Linked DNA regions of Homo sapiens: region 1 is linked to region 2. Evidence: read pairs that join two places in POLR2A ChIA-PET (ENCODE). Cell type or tissue: PC-9. All regions are shown on one strand. Each heading gives the region's core, and the rest is flanking DNA. Links, peaks and the distances in the headings are about the cores only.

What was found. ChIA-PET counts read pairs that join two places held together with the same protein. Peaks named below come from ENCODE experiments on the same cell type or tissue, not always from the same donor. Only the 100,000 strongest peaks of a DNase experiment are listed, where the experiment ranks them.
Region 1: POLR2A ChIA-PET joins it to region 2 with 5 read pairs; 1 of 35 experiments calls an interaction of 5 or more read pairs at or near these places.

The regions. Positions count from the first base shown.
Region 1 is chr12:9,266,403-9,282,149 of GRCh38, reverse strand. It overlaps the pseudogene A2MP1. Among named protein-coding and RNA genes, the nearest start is that of LINC00987, 34 kb to the right of the region's middle. In PC-9, for the core only: no CTCF peak of the experiment used is centred there; a DNase peak (open chromatin) is centred at 8,669; H3K27me3 peaks cover 5,130 bases.
Region 2 is chr12:10,733,707-10,749,453 of GRCh38, reverse strand. It overlaps LOC112268104 (a long non-coding RNA gene), which reads left to right and starts at 8,131. Exons shown (of 4, transcript XR_002957443.2): 1 at 8,131-8,233. RefSeq lists an enhancer at 9,036-9,185. In PC-9, for the core only: no CTCF peak of the experiment used is centred there; a DNase peak (open chromatin) is centred at 9,063; H3K27ac peaks cover 2,263 bases.

The DNA.
Region 1 (15,747 bases), core at 4,963-12,962, 1.5 Mb after region 2:
TTTAACCATTTTGGAGGATATGTAGAGATTTCATTGTGGTATTAATTTGCATTTCTCTGGAGACCAAGTACCTTTTCATATATTTATTAGCTATTTGGATGTTTTGTGTAAGGTGCTAGGTCTTTTTCTAATTTATTTCTGGAAGTCTTCAATATATTCTGGGTATAAGCACTTGTCAATTATATATACAGAAAATATCTTTTTCTTCTCTGTGACTTTTCCTTTCACTCTCCTAATAATGTTTTTAATGAATAAAAATTTTAATTCTAATATAAAAAGCAAGACTGGGCTGGTAGAAGATTATTTTCCACTAGGGCAGTTTCTAATAATATGTATAGAAGGAAGCGCCATTGCAGTATTGACTAAAGCAGGCTGGTGGAATTACAGCTCAGTTGACAAGCCCACTGGCCTGATCTCTGAATATTAATATAGTGTCATATTAAGTGTGAGTCTTTCTAATAAGACAAAAAGCACATTCATCATGTTCTTTTTATCATTTGTTCTACGTCTCAGTATCCATGCAGGGAAATACTTGAAGGATGGAAACGTAGTCTGTAATCTCCTGATTTTTCCAGCCTGTTCTCTGCCAGCCCAAGTATTCACAAGGATAGAAAACGTACAGGATTATTCAGCATATTAACATGGTAGATAAATTTTACAACCAATAATCCTGCTTTTTTTGTTTATGAAAAGTATTGCTATTCACATCCCTTATGTGCTAATACATGCATTAATTTCATTCCACATATGCCAATGATTCCAGCTCTGCCTCCCCCAATGTATACTCAAGTGGCAAGGATACTTTCGGTCTCAACCCACCCAAAGTTGCTCAATGCTTCGTAAACACATTTCTCTTTGAAAATAAAGTTGGTTTAGAAATATGTCCAAAGGTAATAATGTCTTTTGTAGAGTTCCTTTGAAAAGTAGCTTTATTTTGGATCATTTGAAAAATCTGTTATACAATTAATGTATCAAAACTATTCTCAATTACAAAGTCAACTTTTTTCACATATATCTCTTCTCTTCTAGTCCCTATATTTAATGCTACAATTACAGTCGTAACTTACCTTTGTCTTGTCTTTTTCATGAAAGTTTTTGTTGTTGTGATGACATCTCCAGGTTTATCGCTTTTGATAAACATATACTATTTGTTAGGGCGCTATGACATTTATCTTTGACTTTGACATTTGGCTAAAATCTTTTAGTTACAGTCAGCTTTGCCCTCAGTTTATGTCAGTGTCATTTCTGGGATCCTTGAAATTATGAATGATCAATAATCTTACGATTGTTGTAAGCAATGTTATAAAACCACTGTCATCATGCTGTAATATAATCAAGGCATAACTTATGAGTTGATTTTAATATACATTTTCTCTTTCAGTTATAATATGTATTTTAGATGTATCTTGGAGTGAAAAACGCCTTGCTTGTCTCTTACAAAAAGATAAATCAAAATATTAATATTTGCACAAATTCTCTTTTGCACAAACTCTCTTAATCAAGGCATCATAAGCCCATTGTAGGTATCATATACCCATCTGTCTTAAAACAATTTCTGGTATAAGAAAAACATGATGTTAGAAATTGATTCTTTTGGCCTGTTCTGAAATTTTCAGTACTCATACATATTGTAGAGGTGACAGAAATGATTACAATTCACATTTAAAATTCCCCTCTTCCCTTTTCCAACTCTTGTCAATGTTGTATTCCCCCTGAGAGTTCCATAAGAATAAAGCAGAAAGCATGGAAAGAAATACCAAAGTAGGGTTGTCTTACTTCATCTAGGTAACAAATATTCAGCACAACTCTTCATCTTAGAATTGCAAAGTGGGAGAGTCATCCCGGGAATATATATTAGTGAGTTTATTGAAATTAAAAATAATGCAACATTTTTTTCTGTTAGAAATAAGTCCAGTTTGACTGGTTATTTTGACAATAAGGACTGGCTTTGCAAATCAGGTTACTGGTGGAGACTTCCTTTAAATGAAATGAGCTAAATGTGCAGGTTATGGTTCTGATCAGATAAAAGCCTTTTATGAGGCTTTATATTGACAAAGTATATTAAAATAAATGATATTTCAAAATTTCCAAACTTTCTGAGTATATTTGGTAAAAGTTGTGTTTTTAAGTAAGAAAGTAATGATTGGTGGCCGTTTATAAGTCCTTTTAAGCCTTTATTGAATACTTTCTAGGAACCGAGAATAAGAATGATCATAATGGCTGATTTCCAAATCCTGTTGCAATTGACCTGGTTTAGCACTTTGCTTTCAATAAAATTACAGAGGACTTATCAGCTGATAGATAATTAAAAGTAATTTTTAATGGTTATAATGTGACCTTTGGCTTTTAACATGGAAGCCTAAATAATTAGATAACATTGTTATAATAGAACGTCCCCTATTTCTATTTCTCTCTTTATGTGAACAGGTTTCCTTAGTGCTTACATCTATACAATAGAAAACAGAATAGCAATATTCTAGAATTGAAATAGAGCAGGGTAGAACAAATAGAGAATAGATGAAACTTGTTTTAATCCAGCAATAAGCAATATTCATCCAAGAATACACAATCTTAGGGAGCCAGCTGGAATACATGATTTATTTCACTAAAAAATTATTTTTGAACAAAATGTTCTCATTTTTAATATCTATTAAGATTATAGCAGATATATAATTTTATAAATAGTATATTGATAATAATTTTAATGATAATGCAACCTAGAAAACATTTATTACTAATTAGAACTTTACAGGCTCAAGAATATTTTTATAATAATCTTTGATGATCTTTAGTTGCAGAAACATATAATAGGGCGATCAATAAAATATATTGAAGTATGCAACTCCAGGATAAAATTACCTGAGGAAGTAGAATGAAAATATAAGACCAAAAAGAAACAAGAGTGATATAAAATTTCCTGCTGGTGAAAAAAGTGTTCATGTGTGTTTTACAGGAACGGTGGTGGCCAAAAAAAATCACTGCAGTGTCTACATTTCATCGGATACATTTAAAAAGTGGTATTACATTTTATTTTTTAAACATCAGTATTATACTACACTTATTTTAGTGTAGACACTTTAGATGTCAAGTGTATGTAAGATATTACATGTTTAATAAAATTCTTTTAAGGAATACAAGGAAAATGTTTGAAGATCCCAAGAGTATAGAAGCCTTAGCTGACAGTGCTGAGAAAGTATTGTGTTTACCCTATAATGTCAAATGTTTCAAATGTATCAACTAAAATATTTTAATTAAAAATTAAAATGATAAAATTCTGATAATTCTTGAGATTTATTCTTCTATTCCAGAAGTTCAAACTGTGATGACAATTTTTGCTTCATACGTACAAAAAAGGATTTTATGTTTAGTCATTCAGCATTTGGTCAAATACAGGTTTGGTACGTATCTAAAAAGTATGATCATGCCTGGAAAAAGTGATATAGAGACCTCTTAAAAGTCATTTACTGCTTATTATAGGTTAATTTATCCCATATTAAACTGATAGAGAATAAGCACGTTTATGGTAATCTAGGGGTGAGGGTGGGATGTGGGAAGAGCTGGGAAGATGAGTGGAAGTAAGAGAGCATACAAATGGAGCCAAAATAAAGCAGAAGAGTTTTACAATTACCCAAGCAAGCATTTGTCGACTACAAGGGCCAACACAATGTATTACTACAGTTTATTCCATTTGACTTGGCATTTTTTTTAGCCATAGTTTATCATCATTGGAATTTTAATAGCTTACATATCTACAGTTTTGCAGTCCACCAAGGGTTGTCACATACATCATCTTTACTTCTCCATCACTCTTTCAGGTCATATAGAAAAGTGTATGTCAAGATCTGCCTAGCCCCAATTTAGAAAGGAACACAGTAAAATATTCCCCGTTCTCAGAAGTGCCTATTTCTCTTCACATCTTATTTTATAGTTGAAATCAGTTCTTTATTCAAAATATCCAGACTTCAATTTTATAAGGCCCTAGTTTTATTAATTTAACAATGGGACCTTTCTTATTTTCAGTGTTCCATAAAAATAAATTCTAACATCTGAATCCCCTTTGGAAAGCAAATAGGATGATGCATCACTGTTGATAAAATATTTTCTATCACTCAGGATAAAATTAAATAAGAATGTTCATCAGAGAGAGATCATTTTCTTAGAGAATAAAATAAATTAACTGAATTTATATTCTAGATGTTGAATGAATTAAGAAACAGTAATTATATATTACATATGTTGTTATACCCAATGAACTGCCCTTTTTAAAATAGTAAATATAAGAATACTTATACAGATCAAAAGTGAATCTTTCAAGCAATGGAGAGGTTGCTCCCAAACTTGTCTTATTTAAAATTCTATGACAGATTTCACTTCCTTGTTTCACTGAAGAGCCAGTTAGGATGAATCTTGGGTGAAGAATGTATGTTGTGCTCCCTAGACTACCAAAACATATTTGGGATATGGATTTACATTAATACCTCTTTTTAAAACTGCAAGAATATTGGTTTATTTCATCAAACCATGTAATTTGTTTTGTGTTTTCATGAAAATAGTTTTAAAACTGATTAATGACCTGAGCTAGTGGTAGCCTCAAACTACTATTTTTCAGGAATTTAGAAAATTTGGGAAAGTGGATAAATTAATACATATGGTCATGAAAATGATCTGGAATTGATTTTTTTATGCTGGAAGTAGTTAATATGTTACAAAAATAAATGATTGGCAGTTTACTTTCACTGCCCATCAGATGAAATAAAAACCAGTGAGTTGGAGCAAGAACAGGGTTAAAAGAATCGAGGGCTCAGGCTCCCATTCTGCCCTCTTCCTTTCTGTACCGTGATGGGAAATCAACTGCCCCCGCCAGTCTTGATCCTGCTTTTCCTGCTCCTTCCCAGTGATGCTGCAGCTGCTGCAGAACCATAAGCATTATTTCCAGAAAATTAAATTGTCCTCCTTTTTTCCCGTTCTATTATCTCTTTGATCTGTATTTCCTAATTCCCTACACAATTTTCTGCTGTCAAAAGGGCCAGGAAGTATCAGCAAGTCATTACTACTCATGTGGAAAGAGACATCCTCCAATTTCAGGAAAGTCACAGACATAAGGCAGCAACATCTATGAAACATTTACCAAAAAAGAATATAGAATTCCTACCCAAAAAGGGATACATTTTTTTATTGATTCATAAAATGGATTGCACGTCGTGACAATTGTGAAATGACTCAGTATCTGTGTTTTCCTCAAATAAGGGATTGCCAAGATGAATGTATGCTCTACAGACAAGCCAGGATTTGTGTGTCAGTTCACTCAATCCTTTGGCACACCTTTAGGAGCTGGCATTGGGTCTTGGGAATCTACAGATTAGCAAAATTCAGACGCCGCCCTCAACACCTCACAGTATGGAAAAGTAGAGAGATGGTGCACAGAGAATGAACTATAGAAGAAAAACAGAAGCAGGCATTGCAGGATTCTGTCAGAATACTTCCAAAGAATGACCACTCTTCATGAGGCCTGATGTAAGAGAGAGGGCTTCACCAAATTCTGCACAGAGAAAGTCACTTTTGAGATATGTGTTATGAAGCAAACAGAAGTTTTCTGGGTAGACAGGGACACTCAGGAAGAGAGAGAAGAGTGTGTACACGTACAGCATCCCCAGATGTAGTGTGTCTGGGTGCTTGTGAGAGGCAATTGGTGAGAGGAGAGTGGTATTTTCCTCTGGGTGTATATGGCAATATGTCTGGTGATTAGCCTGGCTCAGCTTGCCTCGTCTCCATCACCAAAGAGCTAAAGAAAGAAAAGAAAAGAAAAGAAAAGAAAAGAAAAGAAAAGAGCTAAAGAAAGAAAAGGCCCTGCTCCCAAGGTCATACTGAAAAGCAATTCAGCTTCTCCCCATGTATTAAATGTTATATTTTTCCTAGTTTCCTGGAACAAAGAGATCTGTAGTATCATCCATGCAAAACCCAAGACCGCATGCAGAGAGGTTCTTAATGCTTTCAATGATGATTTGTTGATTGATTTGCATATTGAAATTATGAAATTTTTATCCAAAATATATAATAACTCATGGATTGCTTACCCATGGCTATTGACAGCTTTGCTAATATTATGTGGGTGAGTACTTCACAACAGAAGAGAAGCATATCTGGGGTTTAACTTCTGGTTTTCTCAGTTCCTCAGATCTTTTGGGTTGGCCTTTGGAGAATACACTCCTGCTAAAATCTGTCTCTGTTCTATGATTGGTGACAAAAGCAAAGATTATTTAGAAAATGGCCATAATAATGATGTCTTTTTGACCCCTCCATAGTTAATCTGGACTTCTCCCCTCCACAGGTAGTACCTAGTGCTGGTCCCATCACACCTCTACACTGGAGTTCCTGAAAAGACCTGTGTCATCCTTAATCACCTGAATGAGATGGTGGCACTGAAAGTAACTCTGATGTACAAAATGCAGAAGAGATCCCTCCTCACAGACCTGGTGACGAAGAGGAACTATTTCTACTGCAGTTCCTTCATGGTCAGTACTGATCCTTGAAATAAGGGAGCTGGATAGAGAAAGAGCACATTAGCTGATACCTTTGGTTCTAATCCTTTGAAAATAAAAAATGCATAATGAAAGAAAAATAAGAAGTACAGAGTGAATCTCAATTTAGATTTTAAGAATGGAAGTTCTACTGAATATGCTCACAGCTTACATGATATTTACAAACAGAGTGCCATGCATAAAATTTAACAGTAGTTATAGAAAGGATTTAATCTGATCTTAAACTTCTGAGGTAAATAATATTCATACCATTACAGATAGAAACACTGAGATTTATAAAGTCAAATAACTTATCTAAGATCTCACCAATGGTTGATAGTGGATGTATTGTCCTTTTAATCTTTTACTACTTAAGGTATTAATTGTTTAATCATATGTAGTTACCACAAATAATAACATAAAATTTTTTTTGAGACAGGGTCTCTTTCTGGCACCCAGGCTGGAGTGCAGTGGTGCCATCACGGCTCACTGCAGCCTTGACCTCCCAGGCTCAGGTGATCCTCCCACCTCAGCCTCCTGAGTAACTGGGACTATAGATAGGCACCACCATGCCTGGATGATTTTTTGATTTTCTGTAGAGGTGGGGGTCTCACTATGGTTCCCAGGCTGGTCTTGAACTCCTGGGCTCAAGCAATCTGCCCACCTTGGCCTCCCGAAGTGCTGGGACTATAGGCATGAGCCACCGTGCCTGGCCAGATAATATATAATGTTGTTGACCTTTGAAAAATAAAATTTAATAATTATTTTAATATCACCATTTTGCTGTGAAAATGCAAGCATCCCATTTCAGTCATAACTGGCTTGAAGAATTAGCTCATTTTATTGCAATATTTTCTCCTTCAATCATGTTACTGTCATGTTACAACATCATAATAATCTACTTTTAAGACAAGGAGCATTATCCTTGACTTTGTCCCTTACTAATTCTCAGGGACTAACCAGGAAGACAGAAACTCCTAATGGCTGAGAAATTCAGAAGTAAGTCTGGGCAGATTCTTCAGCTCATTTCTGTTTTACAGATTCCAGAATTACCATCTTCCTGGGTGGTCATTGCTGTGGAGGTAGAGGGGGCAACTCTGCATTTCACAAAGAGCAAATCAATATATATAACTACAGCAGAGAACCTAGTCTTTGTCCAGACAGACAAACCCATATACAAACCAGGACAAACAGGTATGAGGAATCAAATGAGCAAGGGGAACTTTGGGAGAGGGGAGGAGCTTCTTTATTACTTTATTCTGCAATCCTGGGAATTCAGGCATGCTATTACTACCCCAGGCTCCACGGGGTGATTTCACAGGAAAATACCTCTGTTTCAGTGAAATTCCGTGTTGTCTCTATGGATGTCAATTTCCACCCTTTGGATGAAATGGTGAGTCTCGTAATGATGGGTGATGGCTGAGGGAAAAAGGAAGGCCTATTCTTTTGGGAAACTTGAGACCAGTTAAAGAGGTATTTTAAGCCCACCACATGAAGATCTCATAAGGGTATCTCTGCTAGAAGAATAAGGGATGTCAGAATCAAGGCACTCCATAAACTGCATTCTTAAAATGAATTCAGTATGCAGTTGAAGCTGTCCTCTTAAAGATTCCAGTTACTTTCATTGAATAAATGTGTGAATTTGATTTCCCTCTTAAACAAATATAATCTGTGAAATAATAATAAACTTATTATTCGGACCTTTTTATCTAAATAGGTTTCCTCAATTGTATGTTATTTAACAATAGGAAAGTCATGACTTCGTGAAAGATGTATGTCCCAAACTAAACATACAAAGTGCTGTGAACCAAATGGGGTATTTCCTCATTTGGAATATAGAGACTTACTTTCTCTGGCCCATATACTCTGTCAGTGCTGGTGTCATGGTTTTCTCCTTCTATATTCTACCATGTGCTCATACTATCTTTTTTTCTTTTCAGTTTCCGGTGGTTTATATTGAGGTAAGTGGTATGTTGTACATTACAACTGGAATGAGGACTCTCTACAAGTTACATTAAATTGCCTCTCTCCCTTCCCTCACCATTTCACCAAAGCTAAACAAATACTGTTTTTCTGTCCACTTTAAATTCTAAGTGGATAACATGTAAATGCAGGAACATTTCTTGAGATGATGCAATTTAGTGACTCATCCAATATTTCTGACCAAAATAAATATACATAATACCAAAAAGAGGCATCAGTACGAAATGTTATCTGTAATATCTCATAGCTAGTAAACTTATTGCCCTTATCTCAGGTTGGAATTCCTATAAAACTTTGCTAATACCTTTGGGCCAATTTACCAACCATCTGTGATACAGCTGCCTATGTCGTTCTTACCCGCAAAGCTGCCCTTCTACTCAAAGGTATATATTTCAATTGTTTCTATGAACTCATAATATTTTTACCTATAGGACCCCAGGAAGAACCAAATTTTCCAAAGGCAAAGTCTCAAATTGCAAGGGGGACTCAACCAACTCTCTTTCCCGCTATCAGTGGAGCCCATTCTGGGTTCCCACAAGATCATGCTGCAGAGAGAGTCAGGGAAGAAAATACAGCACTCATTTGAGATGAATGAATATGGTAAGAATGCTCTATGTGTAAGGCATTTATAACGTCAGAGTATTTAAGATTAGATAATTTTTACATATAGGTAAGAATCAAAGGTCTAGCATACAATAGTTGAAAATTAGCAAGCTTTTAAATTTACCCATATATTTGCTAAGTGCTTTTTATGTACTACCTCATTTAATTCTCACAATGCCCCTCTGGGACAGATACTATTATTATTCCCATTTTGCAAATGAGCATATCAGTACTGGAAAAGTTAGTAACTTAAAAAAATCACAGAGTCATTAAGGGGTAGGAAAGATTTGAATTGATACTCAAACATAAATTGTTAACCAATACATTGTGTCAGCTACATACACTATGTATGTTTTTTATATTTTATAACTGAAAGTATTTCCAGGGATTATTTTATGGTTGTCTATAACCTACACCTATACTACTCTAATCAACTATGATTCCTAAACCATATAATTTAGTAATCAACTAAACTATAGTTCAACTAAGTATGGTAGTCAACTAAACTTTAACACAATTGATCTAGTCAGTACTCAACCATAGTTGATTACTAAGTCAGACATTGAAGCCATCTTATTAGTTATCAGTTATGTGGATTTTGTAATGTAAATTAAATATTTTATGCCATGGCTGAGAAGTCCTATCACAAAACATGGTTCCCAAAACTCGTCAGAACTGCCATCAAAATCACAGAATAGTATTATATTGTAGGAATAACACCTTACAAAACTGTGAGAGAAGCTAGAAAAGTAAGAGGCCATCAGGAGGAGTTGACAGGTGAGAGAAAATTACTAGCCAGTTCTGAAGCATGATTAGGGGTGTATAAATGTGAGCTTGCAAAGGTCTGGGAAGCGAGGGACCCTCAGCTGCCCAAGTGCACCAACCATGCAGAGGAGCTGACAGAAGAATCTGTGGAAGATTATTACCTCTGCACTCTGCATAGCTACCACTTTAGTAGGCTTATAGCCAGGTGTCAGATGATGGGCCTCAGACCTCTGTTAGTCAGCAGGGCTGGCATTTGGGAAGAAGAGCTGGGCCTAGGGAGGGAAAGAATAAGAATACATTGAAACCTATTGGTCCCTCTTTACCACATCTAACTGTGATGATCTTCAGGGACTAATCATGCTGCCTTCCCTCTATCTGGGAAATCTGGCACAAATTCAGAGAAAGAGAGTCTAGGGAATGTATTATCAAGTTAACCAAGTGAACATAGTACAAACTGCTCATGGTAATGAATGGCTTCTCCTTCTCAGTATTGTCCCTGGGCTCCCTGTTGTAGCTGAAGTCATTTCATGTGACCACATGTTAAAGGTTCTGTCATAGCATCTACTACCAATACTTGTAAGATCTCTGGCCCACTCTCACCTTTTTTTTTCTTTTTTATCAAAACAGTTTTGCCTAAATTTGAGGTCCAAGTAAAAATGCCCAAGGTTATTGGTTTTCTAGATGAAGAATTTGTGATAACAACCTGTGCCTTGTGAGTTGCATTTTTTTCATCTCATTTCTATTTCTGTACTCTATCTGAGGGGAGGTATTGTAAATAACAGTTACTGAAGTTGGAAGTGTTTTAATTAGGAGAGGAATACCTCTCTTTGTAGCTTGCCTAAGCTCACAGTAGGGAGCAGGTACAGTAGCAGATGACACACATCTGCTAATCATAAAATCATTTACTGGACATTTAAAATGGGCCAGACAATGTTCTAATTGGCTTGTGTGTACTAATATTTTTATTCTGTAAGTAATCCTATAAAAAGGAGAAGCTTGGGGAACTGACCCTACACCTTATCTGCCCCATCATTTGGGCTAAAGCAATAGGTTTCAAACGTCAGTGTTCAACAGAATCTATGGGGTGGGGAGTGTGCTTACTTCAAATGCAGATTCTCTGGCCCCATGTCCAAAGATTCCAATCATACATCTGAGGAAAGTCTCAGAAATCTGCATGTCAACATGTATCCCAGATCGTTTCAATGCTGGTGGTCCACAAAACACGTTTTGAGAGACAACAAATTAGTTATGGCTTTGTGTCATTTCCTTCTATCATATTAGGCAGAATCAAACTGAGTCATGATACAACATTTTTGTTTTATAGCTACTACTTTTCCATCTAACTTCACATTTATTTTCTTAAAGTACCTATAAATCAAGGAGAACTCAGAAATACACTCTCTACATAGTCTTAATATGTTGCCCTAAGACAATGTAGGAGGTGTTGTCAAAGCTGGAATCATGACCTAGATAATCTGACAGCAGAGAAAGAGGGAAATAGGACCATCTTATAGTAAAACCGCAACTAAGAGGGAAGAAAGATCTGAGAAAAACTAAATTGGTAATTTTCCATTTGGAGCTGTTTCAAAAAGATTCTTCCAGTACTTTTTCTGAGAGTTATGGACAATTAAGACACGGCCTTTCAGAAGAAGGGTTTATAAAATGGAAATAATATGGAAGGTAATACAACAGCTTAAGGTGGATGTATGAAAGGATCAAGTCAGTTGAAGAAACATCAGTATTATTTCCATTAAGTAGCTTTTCGCATGGCCACCTTATTGTTATAGGTACACATATGGAGAGCCTGTCCCTGGTCTGGTGACACTTAGTGTATGCAGAAGATATTCACTATGCCGTTCCGACTGCCACAACACACATTCACAAAGTATCTGTGAAGAATTCAATCAACAGGTATGTGGAAACCACTCTCCTCAGGACACTAATACCAAGGTTTTCTCTTCTCATGGATTACAATAGTGAATACAATACAACAGAGAATAGTGTTTGAAATACCCATCAAGCAAAATGGTGGAGTGGGGGAAAATTGTAAGATGGTCTGGCAGTGTTGGGGGCTCACTTGAGGGTTGGGCTCGTGGGTATCTAGTGGTATTTATCTGGTTAGTTTGGTAATGTCCTTCCAACGGCAATCCAAATGCCAGATATAAGGGCATAAAAGGATGTGGAAGGATCCAGAGTTGTCTTTTATCAAACAGAAAACAGAAAAATGTGTGTGGCAGGTGTTAAGAATTTGGCTAGTGGGAGAATCAAATGGAATGTCGTGGAAAGTAAACTGCGCTGGAGGAATGTTAAACCAGTATAAGGCTGAAGGAAGGAAGGCTTCCAAGGACAATGGATTAGATGCCCAAAACACGTCAAGGAAGAAGTGGAATAAGAATAATTAAGGGGAACAGCTGAAAGTAGAATGTGATGTATTAAAAAATAAAAGGCAAAAATTACTGATTCCAGAGGCAGAGTATGTAAAAAGTCCAGGGTGTGGCAGTATGAGCAGACCCTGTAAGGGTGACGCAGGGCAGGTAAGCTCCCAAATGGGGTTTTAGCCCAAGAGGGTTCTTTTCTTCACCCAGGAAAGAATTCAAGGGCAAGCCAGAGGTGTTAGAGACAGCAACGTTTATTGAAGCAGCAGCGTACAGCAGCAGCAGAGGTACTGTTCCTTGCAGAGCAGGGCTACCCCATAAGCAGTGTGCCCATAGTAGCAGCTCAAAGGGAGTACTGCAGTCATATTTACACCCATTTTAGTTACATGGAAATTAAGAGGCAGATTATGCAGAAATTTCCAGGAAAAAGTGGTAACTTCTGGGTTGTCAGGCCATTGCCATGGAAAGAGGCATTAACTTCGGGTGTCGCCACGGCAATGGTAAACTGACATGGCACACTGGTAGGCACGTCTAATGGAAAGCAGCCACCCTGCATCCCTGTTTTAGTAAGTTCTCAATTTGGTCCGGTGTCTGAGACCTGCTTCCAAAGTTGAGTCCCACCTCTTACCTCAAGGGTATGGAAAAGAAAGTTATCAAAGCTGCAGAGAGCAAATGAATGAGAGGCCAGAGTAACGAATATAATAATGAACACCAAGGCAGACACTGACAAGCAAGATACTATAAGAGGAATCTAGCTGCCCAAATCTGTAATGTATCAGGGAGACTAGTATTAACTTCTGTTTTCAAGTGAGTCATGACATACATCTATATAAAAATAAATTAATATGATTAAATTTATTATGCAATAAAGATTTTCTTATAAATAAATTTAAAATGAAAACAAATCTTTATTAAAACATGTACCCCAACATTTAGTTTGAAAACTTGGTTATGGTGAGGATTCATCTATTTAATAAATGTATATATTCCTATTAATATCCTAGATATTGAGAATATACAGTTAAGAACATAACAATCCTGGCTGGGTGCAGTGGCTTACACCTGTAATCCCAGCACTTTGAGAGGCTGAGGTGAGAAAATCGCTTGAGCCCAGGAGTTTGAGACCAACCTGTGCAATATAGTGAGACCCCTGCCCCTATAAAAAATAAAATATCAGCCAGGTGTGGTGGCACATACCTGTCGTCCCAACCACTCGGGAGGCTGAGGTAGGAGGATCACTTGAGCCCAGGAGGTTGAGGCTGCAGTGAGCCATGATCATGGCCACTGCACTCTAGCCTGGGTGACAGAGTGAGACTCTGACTCAAAAAAAGAAAAAAAAACAAAACAAAACATAGCAATCCTTAGTCAATATTTATAGGAATGAAAGCCTTCTCAGAATATGTTATGTCTGAGTTAAGTTTTGAGGAGCCTAACTGTTGGCTACGGTAAGAATGGGAAAAAGAGAATTATCATTTGAGGAACAACACATGCATAGAGATAGAATTATGAAATACCATGGCACGTTTGGAAACTCTAGAAAGTTGAATATGGCAGAAATGGAATCAGTTTTCAGAAGAGAGGGGAGAAGCCAAAGGTTGATAATGAATAAATCAATGATGAACGAAGAAACTTTATGTCATTCTTGGGCTTGGGAAAAGATAAGCACCAAAAGAATGGTCAGAACATTTGTTACATTTATTTTTATGGCCAGTAAAAAAATTCTCATAAATTGACAGCTGACTTTTTAAGTAGCAAATTGGAAGACCTGAGAATTCTCTTTCTTTCTCTTCAGGCAGACACTGAAGGATGTTTCACACAACTTGTAAACACTAAAATATTTCAGCTGAGACAAAAAGAGTATGACATGACGATACATGTCAAAGCGAAGGTCAAAGAGGAGGGAACCGGTTTGTATTATTTTTAAATATTTATTAATGTGATACATATTTATCAAACTTCCATTCCATGTAAAACACTTTATAGTTTCTGGAGATTATGAAAATAACACGGTCCCTGCCCTCAAGGAATTAGGCACCTAAAAATAGAAATTAAGTGTGTGTGTGCACATAGCCATAATAAAATTTCTGCAAGAAATACAAAAAAGGGCCAAGTGAGTATGAAGAGAGGTAATTAATTCTAGTATACCTTCTAGAGCCCAAAGAAAACCTTATTGCTAAAATAGCATTTCAACTGATTTATATAGGGTAGGTAATACTTTGAAAGATTAATGATGGAAAGGGAAAACGTGATAAGCATCAAAAACTATGATCTCAGAAGAATCTGAAAATGGAGGCTGGTGCTAAGCTGTGGAGAAAAGTAAATCATACACTAAAGAGTTTAAATTTATTCTGAAAAGCTTGGATATCTTTCAATATATTTGAGAAGAATCGTCTAAATAAATTGATATTCTTAAAAGGTAAGTCTAGCAGACCTGAAGAGGATAGGCTAGATGAAAAAATGTGCTACCATGTGGTACGTCAGACGATTAGTCAAAGGTGACCCCAAAGATTCCAAATTTGGGGCCTGGGAAATGGAAATACCATTAACCAAGATAATGAGTCAATGAAAAAGAACTGTTATGATGAGATGTGTTAAAAATAATTTTTTTTTTTTGAGATGGAGTTTCGCTCCTTGCCCAGGCTAGAGTGTAATAACTCGATGTCGGCTCACTGCAACCTCCACCTCCCAGGTTCAAGTGATTCTCCTGCCTCAGCCTCCTGAGTAGCTGGGATTACAGGCATGCGCCACCACGCCCGGCTAATTTTGTACTTTTAGTAGAGACAGGGTTTCTCCATGTTGGTCAGGCTGGTCTCAAACTCCCGACCTCAAGTGATCCGCCCGCCTTGGCCTTCCAAAGTGCTGGGATTACAGGTGTGAGCCACCGCGCCAGGCCAATGTTAAAGATAACTACAGCTTGGAATATCAAAACGGAAGTGGATGTATTTAGCTGATAATTTTAAAACAGAGCCAGAGTTAAATTAGGACCAGAAATGTAAATCTAAATCCATTCTCGTTGTGTCTATGTCCTCTTAAGAGTGAGTGCGGCCGGGCGCGGTGGCTCACGCCTGTAATCCCAGCACTTTGGGAGGCCAAGGCGGACGGATCACGAGGTCAGGAGATCGAGACCATCCTGGCAAAACACGGTGAAACCCCGTCTCTACTAAAAATACAACAAAATTAGCCGGGCGTGGTGGCGGGCGCCTGTAGTCCCAGCTACTCGGGAGGCTGAGGCAGGAGAATGGCGTGAACCCGGGAGGCGGAGCTTGCAGTGAGCGGAGATCGCGCCACTGCACTCCAGCCTGGGCGACAGAGTGAGACTCCGTCCCAAAAAAAAAAAAAAAAAAAAATAGTGAGTGCAAATGCTCTGAAAGTGAGCTCATTTAGCACTGCTAAATTTAGGATAGAGACAGGACAAAGAGGCGTCCAAGGACAGAAACAACTGCATTTAGGAGATAGACAGTAACAAATAAATCAGCATAATTAAATAAGAAGCCAGAGAGCTG
Region 2 (15,747 bases), core at 4,755-12,754:
AACTATAAGAATTACACAGTTGTTCAAACTTTTTTCTTTCCACATTCTCTAGTCCATGGTTTTCTTGATATCTTTGGACTATTGCCTCTTTCTATTGGCTGACTTTCTCCTCTCTAGACCCGACAGCTCCTGAATTCCCACATCCTCAGCTTAAGTGACTATCAGAGACTGACTTATATCTGTGAATTTTGGCTCCTAACCTCTGAGAAAGAGAATTCAATATGGCCTGGCAACAGCTGTCAAGCAGCTAAACATAAACAAGGGTGATGATTATCAAAGCAGTATGTACTGAAAAACACAGACACCCCAGGAGACATATGTTATGACTGGCTAAATGTCTTTTTGAGAAGTTAAAAAGAAATAATTCATTTCCTGGATGATCAGGATGAAATTCTAAACCATTTGGCATGTCCACATTTCCCCCTGTATCTATGGTAATAACACTCATAAAACCATAATTTGGGATACAGATTTTAACAGTTTTTCCAAATATTTAAAGATAGGCCAAAATTATAATATTCTGAATTCATATTTCCATCTATACCTCAGTCTGACTATTTTTAGAATAAATTTTTTTTTAAATGTACCTTGCTGGGTGGAGCCTATAATCCCAACACTTTGGGAGGCTGAGGCAGGTGGATCACTGTGAATCCAGGAGACCAGTTGGAGACCAGCCTGGGCAACATAGCGAGACCCTGTCTCTACAAAAAAATTAAAAACTAGCCAGGTGCAATGGCACAAGCTTGTAGACATAACTACATGGGAGGCTGAGGTGAAATGATTTGTTTGAGCCCAAGAGTTCACGGCTGCAGTGAGCTATGATCATTACGCTGCGTTCCAGCCTAGGAGACACAGTGCGACCCAAGATGGAGTCACTGATATATGTTACCATTTGCGACGAGTACTTTTTTCCTGGAAAACAGTCCTCACATAATAAAGCAGGGCCAGGCAAGGTGGCTCATGCCTGTAATTCCAGCATTTTTGGAGGCTGAGGTGGAAAGACTGCTTGAGCCCAGGAGGCTGAGGCTGCAGTGAGCCATGATTGTGCCACTGCACTACAGCCTGGGTGACAGAGCAAGACTTTATCCAAAGATAGCTGAATAGGAACAGCTCCAGTCCGCAGCTCCTAGCATGATCGACACAGAAGACAGGTGATTTCTGCATTTCCAACTGAGGTACCTGGTTCATCTCACTGGGACTGGTTGGACAGTGGGTGCAGCCCATGGAGGGTGAGCCGAAGCAGGGCGGGGCATTGCCTCACGTGGGAAGTGCAAGGAGTCAGGGAATTCCCTTTCCTAGCCAAGGGAAGCCGTGACAGACTGTACCTGGAAAATCGGGACATTGCCACCCGAATACTGTGCTTTTCCAACAGTCCTAGCAAATGGCATACCAGGAGATTATATCCCGTGCCTGGCTCAGTGGGTCCCACGGCCACGGAGCCTTGCTCACTGCTAGCACAGCTGTCCAAGATTGAATGGCAAGGCGGCAGCCTGGCTGGTAGAGGGGTGTCCGCCATTGCTGAGGCTTGAGTAGGTAAACAAAGCAGCTGGGAAGCTCGAACTAGGCGGAGCCCACCTCAGCTCAACGAGGCTTGCCTGCCTCTGTAGACTCCACCTCCAGGGGCAGTGCATAGATGAACAAAAGGCAGCAGAAACTTTGCAGACTTAAACGTCCCTGTCTGACAGCTCTGAAGAGACCAGTGGTTCTCCCTACACAGTGTTTGAGCTCTGAGAATGGACAGACTGCCTCCTTAAGTGGGTCCCTGACCCTGTGTAGCCTAACTGGGAGACACCTCCCAGTAGGGGCCGACTGACACCTCATACAGTTGAGTGCCCTTCTGAGACGAAGCTTCCAGAGGAAGGATCAGGCAGCAATATTTGCTATTCTGCAATGTTTGCTGTTCTACAGCCTCCACTGTTGATACCCAGGTGTGGACCTCCAGCAAACTCCAACAGATCTGCAGCTGAGGGACCTGATTGTTAGAAGGAAAACTAACAAAAAGAAAGGAGTAGCATCAACATCAACAAAAACCACATCCACACCAAAACTCCATCTGTAGGTCACCATCATCAAAGACCAAAGGTAGATAAAACCACAAAGATGGGGAGAAACCAGAGCAGAAAAGCTGAAAATTCTAAAAACTAGAGCACCTCTTCTCCTCCAAAGGATCACAGCTCCTTGCCAGCAACAGAACAAAGCTAAATGCTCCAATTAAAAGACACAGACTGGCAAATTGGATAGAGTCAAGACCCATCGGTGTGCTGTATTCAGGAGACCCATCTCACAAGCAGAGACACACATAGGCTCAAAATCAAGGAACGGAGGAAGATCTACCAAGCAAATGGAAAACAAAAAAAGGCAGGGGTTGCAATCCTAGTCTCTGATAAAACAGACTTTAAACCAACATAGATCAAAAGAGACAAAGTAAGCCGTTACATAATGGTAAAGGGATCAATTCAACAAGAAGAGCTAACTATCTTAAATATATATGCACCCAATGCAGGAGTACCCAGATTCATAAAGCAACTCCTTAGAGACCTACAAAGAGACTTAGACTCCCACACAATAATAATGGGAGACTTTAACATCCCACTGTCAATATTAGACACATCAACGAGACAGAAGGTTACCAAGGATATCCAGGACTTGAACCCAGCTCTGCACGAAGCAGACCTAATAGACATCTACAGAACTCTCCACCACACATCAATAGAATATACATTCTTCACAGCACCACATCACACTTAATCCAAAATTGACCACATAGTTGGAAGTAAAGCAGTCCTCAGCACATGTAAAAGAAGAGAAATCACAAGAAACTGTCTCTCAGACCACAGTGCAGTCACACTAGAACTCAGGATTAAGAAACTCACTCAAAACCGCACAACTACATGGAAACTGAACAACCTGCTCCTGAATGACTACTGGGTAAATAACGAAATGAAGGCAGAAATAAAGATGTTCTTTGAAACCAATGAGAACAAAGACACAATGTACAAGAATCTCTGGGACACATTTAAAGCAGTGTGTAGAGGGAAATTTATAGCACTAAATGCCCACAAGAGAAAGCAGGAAAGATCTAAAATCGACACCCTAACATCACAATTAAAAGAACTAGAGAAGCAAGAACAAAGAAATTCAAAAGCTAGCAGAAGGCAAGAAATGACTAAGATCAGAGCAGAACTGAAGGAAATAGAGACACAACAAAACCCTTCAAAAAAATCAATGAATCCAGGAGCTGGTTTTTTGAAAAGATTAACAAAACTGATAGGCCGGTAACAAGACTAATAAAGAAGAAGAAAGAGAAGAATCAAATAGATGCAATAAAAAATGATAAAGGGGATATTACCACTGATCCCACAGAAATACAAACTACCATCAGAGAATACTATAAACATCTCTACGCAAAGAAACTAGAAAATCTAGAAGAAATGGATAAATTCCTGGACACACACACCTTCCCAAGACTAAACCAGGAAGAAGTTGAATCCCTGAATAGACCAATAACAGGCTCTGAAATTGAGGCAATAATTAATAGCCTACCAACCAAAAAAAGTCCAGAACCAGACAGATTCACAGCCAAATTCTACTAGAGGTACAAAGAGGAGCTGGTACCATTCCTTCTGAAACTATTCCAATCAATAGAAAAAGAAGGAATCCTCCCTAACTCATTTTATGAGGCCGGCATCATCCTGATACCAAAGCCTGACAGAGACGCAACAAAAAAAGAGAATTTTAGGCCAATATCCCTGATGAACATCGATGAGAAAATCCTCAATAAAATACCGGCAAACCGAATCCAGCAGCACATCAAAAAGGTTATCCACCAAGATCAAGTTGGCTTTGTCCCTGGGATGCAAAGCTGGTTCAACATATGCAAATCAATAAACATAATCTATCACATAAACAGAACCAAAGATAAAAAGCACATGATTATCTCAATAGATGCAGAAAAGGTCTTTGACAAAATTCAACAGCGCTTCATGATAAAAACTCTCAATAAGTTAGATATTGATGGAACGTATCTCCAAATAATAAGAGCTATTGATGACAAATCCACTGCCAATATCATATTGAATGTGCAAAAACTGGAAGCATTCCCTTTGAAAACTGGCACAAGACAGGCATGCCCTCTCTCACCACTCCTATTAAAATAGTGTTGGAAGTTCTGGCCAGGGCAATCAGGCAAGAGAAAGAAATAAAGAGTATTCAATTAGGAAAAGAGGAAGTCAAATTGTCCCTGTTTACAGATGGCATGATTATATACTTAGAAAACCCCACTGTCTCAGCCCAAAATCTCCTTAAGCTGATAAGCAACTTCGGCAAAGTCTCAGGATACAAAATCAATGTGCAAAAATCACAAGCATTACTATACACCAGTAACAGACAAACAGAGAGCCAAATCACGAGTAAACTCCCATTCACAATTGCTACAAAGAGAATAAAATACCTAGGAATCCAACTTACAAGGGATGTGAAGGACCTCTTCAAGGAGAACTACAAACCAATGCTCAACAAAATAAAAGAGGACACAAACAAATGGAAGAACATTCCAGATTCATGGATAGGAAGAATCAATATTGTGAAAATGCACATACTGCCCAAGGTAATTTATAGATTCAATGCCATCTCCATCAAGCTACCAATGACTGGAAAAAACTACTTTAAAGTTCATATGGAAATAAAAAACAAGCCTGCATTGCCAAGACAATCCTAAGCAAAAAGAACAAAGCTGGAGGCATCACACTACCTGACTTCAAACTATACTACAAGGCTATAGTAACCAACACAGCATGATAGTGGTACCAAAACAGAGAGATAGACCAATGGAACAGTACAGGGGCCTCAGGAATAACAACACACATCTACAACCGTCAGATCTTTGACAAACCTGACAAAAACAAGAAATGGGGAAAGGATTCCCTATTTAATAAATGGTGCTGGGAAAACTGGCTAGCCATATGTAGAAAGCTGAAACTGGATCACTTCCTTACACCTTATACAAAAATTGATTCAAGATGGATTAAAGACTTAAATGTTAGACCTAAACCATAAAAACCCTAGAAGAAAACCTAGGCAATACCATTCAGGACATAGGCATGGGCGAGAACTTCATGACTAAAATACCAAAAGCAATGGCAACAAAAGCCAAAATTGACAAATGGGATCTAATCAAACTAAAGAGCTTCTGCACAGCAAAAGAAACTACCATCAGAGTGAACAGGCAACCTACAGAATGGGAGAAAATTTTTGCAACGTACCCATCTGACAAAGGGCTAATATCCAGAATCTACAAAGAACTCAAACAAATTTACAAGAAAAAAACAACCCCATCAAAAAGTGGGCAAAGAACAGACACTTCTCAAAAGAAGACATCTATGCAGCCAACAGACACATGAAAAAATGCTCATCATCACTAGCCATCAGAGAAATGCAAATCAAAACTACAATGAGATACCATCTCACACCACTTAGAATGGTGATCATTAAAAAGTCAGGAAACAACAGATGCTGGAGAGGATGTGGAGAAATAGGAATGCTTTTACACTGTTGGTGGGAGTGTAAGTTGGTTCAACCATTGTGGAAGACAGTGTGGCAATTCCTCAAGGATCTAGAACTAGAATTACCATTTGACCCAGCGATCCCATTACTGGGTATATACCAAAAGGATTATAAATAATGCTTCTATAAAGACACATACACACGAATGTTTATTGCGGCACTATTCATAACAGCAAAGACTTGGAACCAAACCAAATGTCCATCAATGATAGACTGGATTAAGAAAATGTGGCACATATACACCATGGAATACTATGCAGCCACAAAAAAGGATGAGTTCATATCCTTTGTAGGGACATGGATGAAGCTGGGAACCATCATTCTCAGCAAACTATCGCAAGGACAGAAAAGCAAACACTGCATGTTCTCACTCATAGATGGGAATTGAACAACGAGAACACTTGGACACAGGTTGCAGGACATCACACAGAGGGGCCTGTCGTGGGTGGGGGGATGGGGGAGGGATAGCATTAGGAGAAATACCTAATGTAAATGATGAGTTAATGGGTGCAGCAAACCAACATGGCACATGTTTACATATGTAACAAACCTGCATGTTGTGCCCATGTACCCTAGAACTTAAAGTATAATAGTAAAAAGAGACTTTAGCCTAGGGAAAATTAATAATAATAATAAAGCAGATGTAGCAAGGATATTTAATATCTTGATTAGAAGCAAGTCAGTGAATTTTTAAAATGACATTCTGAAGTTGTTTACAACCAACATTTATTATTATACTTAGCAAAAAAGAAAGGCAAAAGTTACCAATGCATTATAAGTGTAAGCTATTATCAAAAGCTAAATTACATGCTGCTTATGCCCTACATCAGTGCTTCCCAAACTACAGTACCCTCTAGAATTGCCTACAGGGCTTGTTAAAACATAGACTTCTGCCTGCCAGACACCTTCTTCCCCTTCAAATTTCCGATTCACTAGGTCTGGGGTATATGGTCCAAGAATTTGCATCTCTCGCAAATTCCCTGATGATGCAATGCTGCTGATCTGGGATTGCACTTTAAGAACTCTTGCTCTAAGCTCAGGACAGAGAAACCATTTCTAACTGACATTTTTCTAGGTTTATAAAGAGTTATACCAAACACAACCAAATGTAACAAAAACCAAAATCAAACAAATATATACAGCAAAATTTTTAACTGGCCTCCTTCTCAAGGTCCATTTACGATTTGGTACAATGGTGGTCTGGAGAGTTAAGAAATACATAGGTGCATTCACAAATGCCATCTACATACTCTCAAAGGTAAGTGAAAGCTCAAAAGCTGGAGTCAAGGCTAGTACTAGACAAAATGAAAAGGGAAAAAATATGTGCTCAAATTGTCACATGTTTGTGAAGGAGCATGGTATAAGGGAATTATTACAGCTTTGTTGCCAGGCCATCCAGTCTTTAAGATCTAGGTCTGCCATTTACTAAATATGGAATCTGAGGATTTACCTAACTCTCTGAGGACATTTGTTTGACTGTATCCTGGTTTTCTTAATACCTATTAAAAGTGATGTTGAGAACACTATCAGATAACATATACTAAAATGCCCAGTGCATAGAATATGTTATAATGTCTAGAACTCAGAGAAGGCACCATACATTACTTTAGGGTCCTATTATGTGCAAGGAACTCAATTAGGTTACTTAATCCTTACAAAAGTTTTTTCAGTCATCATCATCATAACCATCATTATTCCTATTTTGCAAACAAAAGAAACAGAACTACAAGATCATCTAGGCAAAAATTCAAAGTCAAACCCACAGTAGTTTCAAGCCAAATGTTTCTACAAATGTTTCTACAAAGTTGAGTTATCTTATACCTCTTATAGTTCCCATTTCAAGTTCCCTGGCAGTTATGAAACAGAGGTTTCATTGCAGAATAACTTCCTCATTTTGTCAATATTCCATGCCTTGCCCTCTTTAGCTTTACTTTTTTCTAAGTAATGATCACTACTTTTATTTATTATTCCATCAGGACCTTGTTGGCAGACCTAATTCAGCAAATGTAAGATGCAGGAAAGTTTATTTTGGGTAACTTATCTCCATTTTTTCTTTCATCATTCCAATAATTCTTTAGTGTTTCTGCTCTTAGATTTGTTCCCAGAGGGAGGGTGGGATCTGACCTTGAACTTCCACAAAATAGATTCTCATCTTCTCTCACTATTTATTCAACACAACAGAGGCTGTTTTATTAAACAGAGGCTGTTTTATTAAACTAGTTTATATTATACTGTCAGTGATATAAAATGGCATAAATGCCTTTTTGAGGACATTTTCATCCTTACCTACACTGCCTTTATGCCAATGATCCTTGCCATCTCTCCCAAAATATTATGTTTGTCAAAGTATCACTCAAATGTCATTTCCTCCACACTTCTTTGCCTTATCCCCAGATTTTTCTTTGCCTCCAAATACCTACAATACTGCAAGTCACTTTTTTGTGTTCTTTGCATGCTTAACTTCCTATATTAGATGCTGCTTGTCTTCTGTTTTCCTCCACTAGATTGTGTTTTTTCTTGTGTGTGAACATTTACTCCCTTATCATTCTTTTGGTGCTCACTTTTAGTTGGGCCCTCTTCAGGTGCTGCAGAGATTGGTGAGAAACCAGAAGTTCACAATCAGTAATGTCAAAAGAAGCTTTGAGAAGCTGGGAGAGGCTGTGGAAAAAAGGTACAGTGTGAACACAGTCTTGAAAAAAGAAAGCTCTCAGGTGTGCAAACAAGAAAGGGTATTCCAGACACATGAAACAGTCTGTAAAAACATATGAAGCCGTGACAGCACATGAGTAAAAAGAGGATTTGTAGAGGGGGCGATACATTTACCTATAGATGGAAGATCCACACAGGAACGCCCCCACTAATCCTATGTGGACATGTTTGGTATCACTAACCCGTCAACGTTCTCCTTCATGCTGAGCTCAGATATGACCCCAGAGCTCTTCTTAATGAAACAGTCCAGGCAACCACTGCTAACCCATTGAAGTTTTCACAAGCTATGAAATCTCTTTACAAAAACACACTAACTAAAATGTATGTGTTTCTATTTGTTAGAATTTCAGTCTACTTGGGGCATATATTTTATAGTAGGTGAAGTTTTAATGTGAATAACTCAAATTAGTTCTCATTGGTGACAGCCTTCTGTGTATATGTAAGTAAGAGAAGGGTAACAAGATGCTAGTGTTGCTGAAGAGAGGGCCAGAGCCTGGAAAAGAGAGGGCCAGAGCCTGGAAAAGAGAGGAAAAAATGATAAAAGGGGAAAAAGACCTGCCTTTCCAGCACTTTGGGAGGCCAAAGCAGGAGGATTGCTTGAGGCCAGGAGTCTGAGACTAGTCTGGGCAACAAAGCCAGACCTTGTCTCTACAAAAAAAAAATTATTCATAGCAGGGTGTGGTGATGCATTGCTATAGTCCCAGCAACTCAGGAAGCTGGGGTGGAAGGACTGCTTGAGCCCAGGAGGTCAAGGCTGCACTGAGTAGTAACCAGGCCACTGTACTCCAGCCTAGGTGACAAAGCAAGACTTTGTCTCAAAATAAGAAAAAAAAAAGTGGGGGGTGGGGAAAGAAAGGGCATGCTGAGTCAAGCTTGGGGAATTCCATTACCTCTTTGCTTCGTATCATTCAGAGGAGTGATAACAAACAAGCCAAGTTAACTAGAGTTGTAGGTAAGCACCTGAAATAACCTTCCTGGGCTCTGTAAGAACTTTACCTTTTGGTAGGTGTTTCAAAATTTTGCTACATTATTCATTTGATTCTGTTTGGTACATATTGCATTGCTCCTGGAATTACATCCCCAAATAAATAACAGTAACGTATATATCTTTACTGTCACAATGTTCACATGCAATATTTCTTAAAGCTCTTTACTGCCTCCAGCCAGTCTTGAGACCTCCCACTCACTCCACTCTTTACAATCTGAGACTACAGAGTTGTATGTGACAGAGATATCCGGTTGTCTTAGTCAGCTCAGGCTGCCATAACAAATATAAACTGGGTGACTTAAAGGACAAGAATTTATTTCTCACAGTTCTAGAACCTGGGAAATCCAAGATTGAGGTACCATCCCACTTGGTACCGCAGTGAGGGCTCTCTTCCTGGCTTGCAGATGGCTGCCTTCTTGCGGGTACCATCCCACTTGGTAGCCCAGTGAGTGCTCTCTTCCTGGCTTGCAGATGGCTGCCTTCTTGCTGGTACCATCCCACTTTTTACCCCAGGGAGGGCTCTCTTCCTGGCTTGCAGATGACTGCCTTCTCGCTGAGTCCTCACAAGGCAGGGAGAGGGAGGGTTCTGGTCTTTTCCTCTTCTTATAAAGATACTAATTCCATCATGGTGGCCCCATCCTCATAACTTCCTCTGAACCTAATTCCTTCCAAAAGGCCATATCTCCAAATACCATCACATTGATGGTTAGGGCTTCAACATATGAAATTTGGGGAGGAAGGGAAACAAACATTCAGCCCATAACACCTGACAGTATTAACTTAGCTTTATAAGGCATTCGTAAGTTATTGAAGTCCTTAGACATTGTTTACAAGTTACTCCCCAGAGAGCTGCTGAGAAATGAATCAGCATTATTATGGCCTTTTAAAGATAGGGAAAAGAAGGTCAAGTGTGGTGGCTCACGCCTGTAATCCCAGTACTTCAGGAGCTTGAAGCAGGAAGGTCCCTTGAGCCCAGAAGTTAAAGACTAGCCTGGGCAACGTGGCAAGACTCTATCTCTACAAAATATTTTAAAATTAGCCAGGTGTGATGGTGCACACTTGTGGTCCCAGCTACTTAGAAGGCTGAGGCAAGAGGATCCCTTGAGCCCAGGAAATTGAGGCTGCAATGAGCCTTGTTTGCACCACTGCACACCAGCCTGGGTGACAGTGAGAGACCCTATCTCAAAAAATAATAATAAGAGGGGAAAAAAGCCCTCAAATTTAGCAGGTTATATTCTGAAGGGCTCACAATCAATAGCAGAGTCTTTCTACAACTAATGTCTCTTTTGCGTTTTGGTCATGAGCATTGTGATTGACCAACAGAACCTAATAAAATAATGTTATTTTCTTAGTTATCTTAAAATTTTATTAAATCTCCACAATATGCTAGATGCTGCATGGATTACAAATCTGACATATATTAAGATGAATAAGTGACAAAATATGCCAAATGTATAATGGCCCATATTTATCATACATATTTAATGTGTTTTATATTTTGATTTGGGTGTTCAGACATAGTAAGATATTCACATTATGCTCTTTATCCTTATTTTGCTCTGTTCCCCAACCTGCCAGGTGACCATAGGAACCATAGCCAATGACAAAGATGCCATACTGTCTACTTTGAGGCCTTAGGCTTCTTGGTGCACCACTAAGAACCTCTCTAACTCCTCTTCAGTGCCCAGTTCTGTGGTTTTATCATAGCAATTGGTAGATTAATAAATTTTTAAAGTAAACTTTATTTATAATGACAGAAAATGCATTTGAATATATAGTATCTATATATATATACATGCACACAAACATTGTAAATGTATAGAAAAATCCTGAAAGGTTAAAAAAATGCTTTTAGAATATTTAACTTTTTTAGTAAATAATTTCAAATGTACAGAAAAGTTGGAAGCAGGAATACAAAAATAATGAAATACATGCCTTTTACTCAGATTCACTTATTAAAATTTTGCACCATTTGCTTTATTATCTCTCTTTTTCTGCCTGAACCATTTGAGGGTAAGTTATATAAATCATGGTCCTTTACCCCAAACTTTTCAGGATGTATTTCCTAACAATCATAATCATCTCTTACATAACTACAGTACAGGTGTCAACTTAAATAAATTCCACATTATATCATAGTGTTAAACATCATGCTTTAATCTACTATCTGAATTCCAGTTTTGTCAATTGACCCAAGAGTATCTTTTATAGATTTTTTTCATCTTCCAGCTCACAGGTCCAATTTACTACTGCATTTAGTTGTCATGCCTTTTTAGCCTCCTCTAATCTTGACTATATTTTCAGCATCTTTTGTCTTTTATAACATTGGCGTTTTTTAAGAATATAGACCCCCCCTTATGTTAATACAGCATTCCTCATTTGGGTTTTGTTCAATATTTCCTCATTATTAAAGTCAGGTTATGCATTCACAGCTGGAATCCTACGTAGGTGATATTGTATCCTCACAGGACACCTCATCTAGAGACACACAATGTCCATCTACCACTCATTGATGGTGTTAATTTTGATCACCTACCTAGTCAGGGTATTCTTCAGTTTCTCCAATATGTAATTATTATTTTTTCTCTTCCAACTAATAAGAAATCTGTGGGGAGATACTTTGAACCCATGGAGATATCCTGCTCCTCATCAAATTTTCTTCCTTGATTTAGTGTAAGTTGATGAGTCTTACCTTGATCCAGTCAGTGCCACGATGGTTGCTGAATGATGATTTACAACTCAGTTTGCCTTTCACATTCACCAGTCAGTACTTACTCAGCATTTTGTTCTCAAGCAAGAGTCCTCTCTTCTCTCCATTTATTTGTTTATTTTTTTAATCACCATGACTCTCTAGCCTCCTATATTTTCAATGGCCTATAAGTCATTACTGTTCCTAATTATGTTAAACAAACTTTTAATAGTGGTTATCTCTGGTGAGTGGGATTTGGAGAAAGGCTTTGAAAGGAAGATTTTCACTTTTTATAAACTCTTTACTTTTTTTTTTTTTTTTTTGAGACAGAGTCTCACTCTGTCACCCAGGCTGGAGTGCAGTGGCACAATCTCTTCTCACTGCAACCTCTGCCTCCTGGGTTCAAGCGATTCTTCTGCCTCAGCCTCCCGAGTGGCCGGGATTACAGGCGTGTGCCACCACGCCCAGCTAATTTTGTATTTTTAGTAGAGACGGGGTTTCACCATGTTGGCCAGGCTGGTCTCAAACTGCTGACCTCATGATCCACCCACCTCGGCCTCCCAAAGTGCTGGGATTACAGGCGTGAGCCACTGCGCCCAGCCAAACTCTTTACTTTTTAAGCTTTTCACAATAGCGCATATCCCTCCCTCTGTTTAAAAAATTGAATGAAAAAATTTAAAAATGGTAAAAGAAAGTATTTCCCCAGGGACACTGTAGAGGCAGAAGGAAGTAATAGGAAATCAGCCTTGAGACAGTGGACACTGTTAATACCTGTCTCTTTTTTAAGATATGCACATAAGAAAGGCAAATTTTTGGAGTTACACTGATGACTCATGACCTGTAAACTAATCTTCTTGTGATCAGCTGGCTGGGTGTACATATTAACTAGTTAGAATTAGCTCTGTAGTGTGGGGCTTAACACGTGGTAGATACTAAATTAACTGTCACCAAGACATCTACACTTATTACAGAACTTGATATGGTTTCAAGAAAATAATGAGGACATGAATCTTTACAAAATGAGATATCCATGAATTGTCAAATTATTTTATTTTCTTTAAATGAAATTAAATCAAATCCAACCTGTCACTCAACCAGGCTGACAAAAAGATATAATTTAATATTATATTTCAGTGTTGTTCTACCCCATTTTCATAATCAATTCACATATCTCTATAAAGAAAATTTACACCTATTTTGTTGTCCTCTTCACAGCATACAAAAAGAAACCATTTTTTTTAGCCTGAATGAGAGATGTTTCAAAGACAGGAACCATCAGAAAAATCAGTGGCTGGATGGAGGGGCGATAAGTTCCCCGAGTTCCTCAAGAGCTGAATATGTGAGCTGAGCACAGGGGACATTTCTTGCCTGTGCCTTTCAGAAACTGAGTCTTCTTGGAAATTTTTCTTTCTTCCAGAACAGTTCCAAATCCACTTATTGAGAGGGCTACTCAGAGTCTTTATTAGTCTCAGAGAACTTGGAGTCTCAGATAATGGAGTAGCCATGTGGGGCTTACACAGAGATATGAGGTTTTTTTAATTGGTGGGAAACAGTGAGTTACTCATTCAAACCAAATCTTCAGTCAAGCCTCTTCATCCTTGAAGCCATTCCATTTCTCCTTTCCCCCTGACCCTTGGGTCATAGTCCCCTGCTCACATCCATCCATGTTTGGGAAAAGAATGAGAGGGTGGTCCCACTCTCCTTGCTCTTCATCCATTACCAGGTGAAGGTTTAGACTGTACTTTCCTCTCTCAAATTTCCAGTTTATTATTGTCTAAAAATCTTTCCCAAGCACAACCAGTTCTCTGTAAGAGAGAAAGTACCTGGTAAGAGCTGGTTCACTTTTCCCAGTTCCTAAGCACAGTGTGTGAGTCAAGCAAAAGAGGTGTCAATTGCATGTGGCTTCTACTGAGACAAGAGTGGCCCCACTGGAACTCCCCCTCTTAAAGAACCCCAAAACACACTCAGCTTTTTCATCAAAGCACTAATTGTGTGGTTAGTTGTGAGCACATAAATTTTCCTCAAAAGCACAATAAAAGAAGGGTGATTGCACACCCCTAAACTCTAAACACCTATCTTATAAATGTGTCCCTTCTGATGATGAGGATAAGCACACATTTACTGGGTATTTTGGTTGTGACAAGTATTATTCTAAGCACTTTATGCACTTTGTCTCATTTAATTATCACAACAACCTTACTATTTTTTAAGAGCTGGGGTCTTGCTCTGTCACTGACACTGGAGTCTAGTGGTGCCATCAAAGCTCACTGCAGCCTTGAACTCCTAGGCTCAAGTGATCTTCCTGCCTCAGCCTCCCGAGTAGCTAGGACTACAGATGTGCGTCACTGCACAGCGAATTTCTTTTCTTCTTTATTTTGTAGAGTCAGGGTTCTATTATGTTGCCCAGGCTGCTCTCAAATTTCTTGGCTTCAAGTGATCCTCCCACCTCAGCCTCCCAAAGTATTGAAATTACAGGCATAAGGCACCATGCTCGGCAAGAGGTACTATCATTATTATTTCATTTTACTGATGAAGAAACTGAAGAAAAGAAATGGAAATTTTTCCAAAGTTGCACAGCTTGTAAAACTGAAACCCAGGACATATGACTTCAAATCTCCATTATCCAGTCATCCATTTTGCCTGGGACTAAGGCATTTCCCAGGATGTGGGACTTTCGGTGCTAAAATTTCAAAATGATACTGGTAGAGCTAGTGTCGCTATGGGGCCAGTCTCTTTGAGGTCCCAGGCTCTCTCCAGGTGCCTCAGGCCACCACATTAATGGTAGGTTAAAGTCTGTGACAATTCAGTGGGGGTACCAGCAGCATCCAAGCATTCACAGAAGTTGATTCTCTGGTGAGAACGAGAGAAGCGTATCCAGTGTGGATATGCAGGGGCCCCAGTTACCTAAAACTTTGAAAAGTAGCATTCAGACATTTTAATTGCCACCTTAATTCCCCATCAACTCTCTCCTGGGCCTTGGGCCAATCCACAGAAAAGGATCTATTTGCCTGCACCCTGTCTCCTGCTATGGAAGGAAACAGTTTCTTTTACCAGATTCACTAGTTGAGAGAAGTTTGGCAAAGGGATTGAGTACAGTCAGATTAGGCTTTGCAGACAGAAGGACGCTCAGCTTTGCTCCTGCCCATACCAGGGCTGAATGGGCCAGCTAACCTTACTATGAATATAGTCAGCTTCCCCGAGCTTTCTGGCAACATTTGGGATGTTTACCTACAATCTTCTCTGGTTTTAAGAACCCAGAACCAGCTGTCAAGTATCTTGAACTAGTCTCAGAAACACATGACTTGAGAGCAGTAGTGGCTTCCTGAGGTTGACATCCCCAGAAGTTCCAGAGGTCATCTTCCTTTCTCAGCTACCTGCAACCTCATTATTGAGCCTTAATCAAGATAGAAATGTCTTCTCTCTTGGGATGGAAATTGTGTCTCCTAAAAACACTCTCGGTTTCTGGTAGGTAATCATCTCCAACTTAATCTAAGTGGCATTTCCAGGTTCTGTCATCTGTCCCATCATGTTAAACCATGTGTCAGATGGCATGTCCAAGTTTGAGGAAATGATGTTTGCCTTGTGCCCAGGATTCTGAAAACATAACGCCACCACCTTAGAGCAGAAGTTTAATTTTTAACAGTCCATTCTGAAATGATGGTCTTATAGTCAGGCCCCCAAAAAGTACTCTCCAGGTAATGCTAAACACCAGAACAGGATTGTATTTACCCTCATTTAATTTCTTTATCTTCTGCTGGACAATCTTATATGTGTAATTGTGTAGTAACTTTCAAACAGT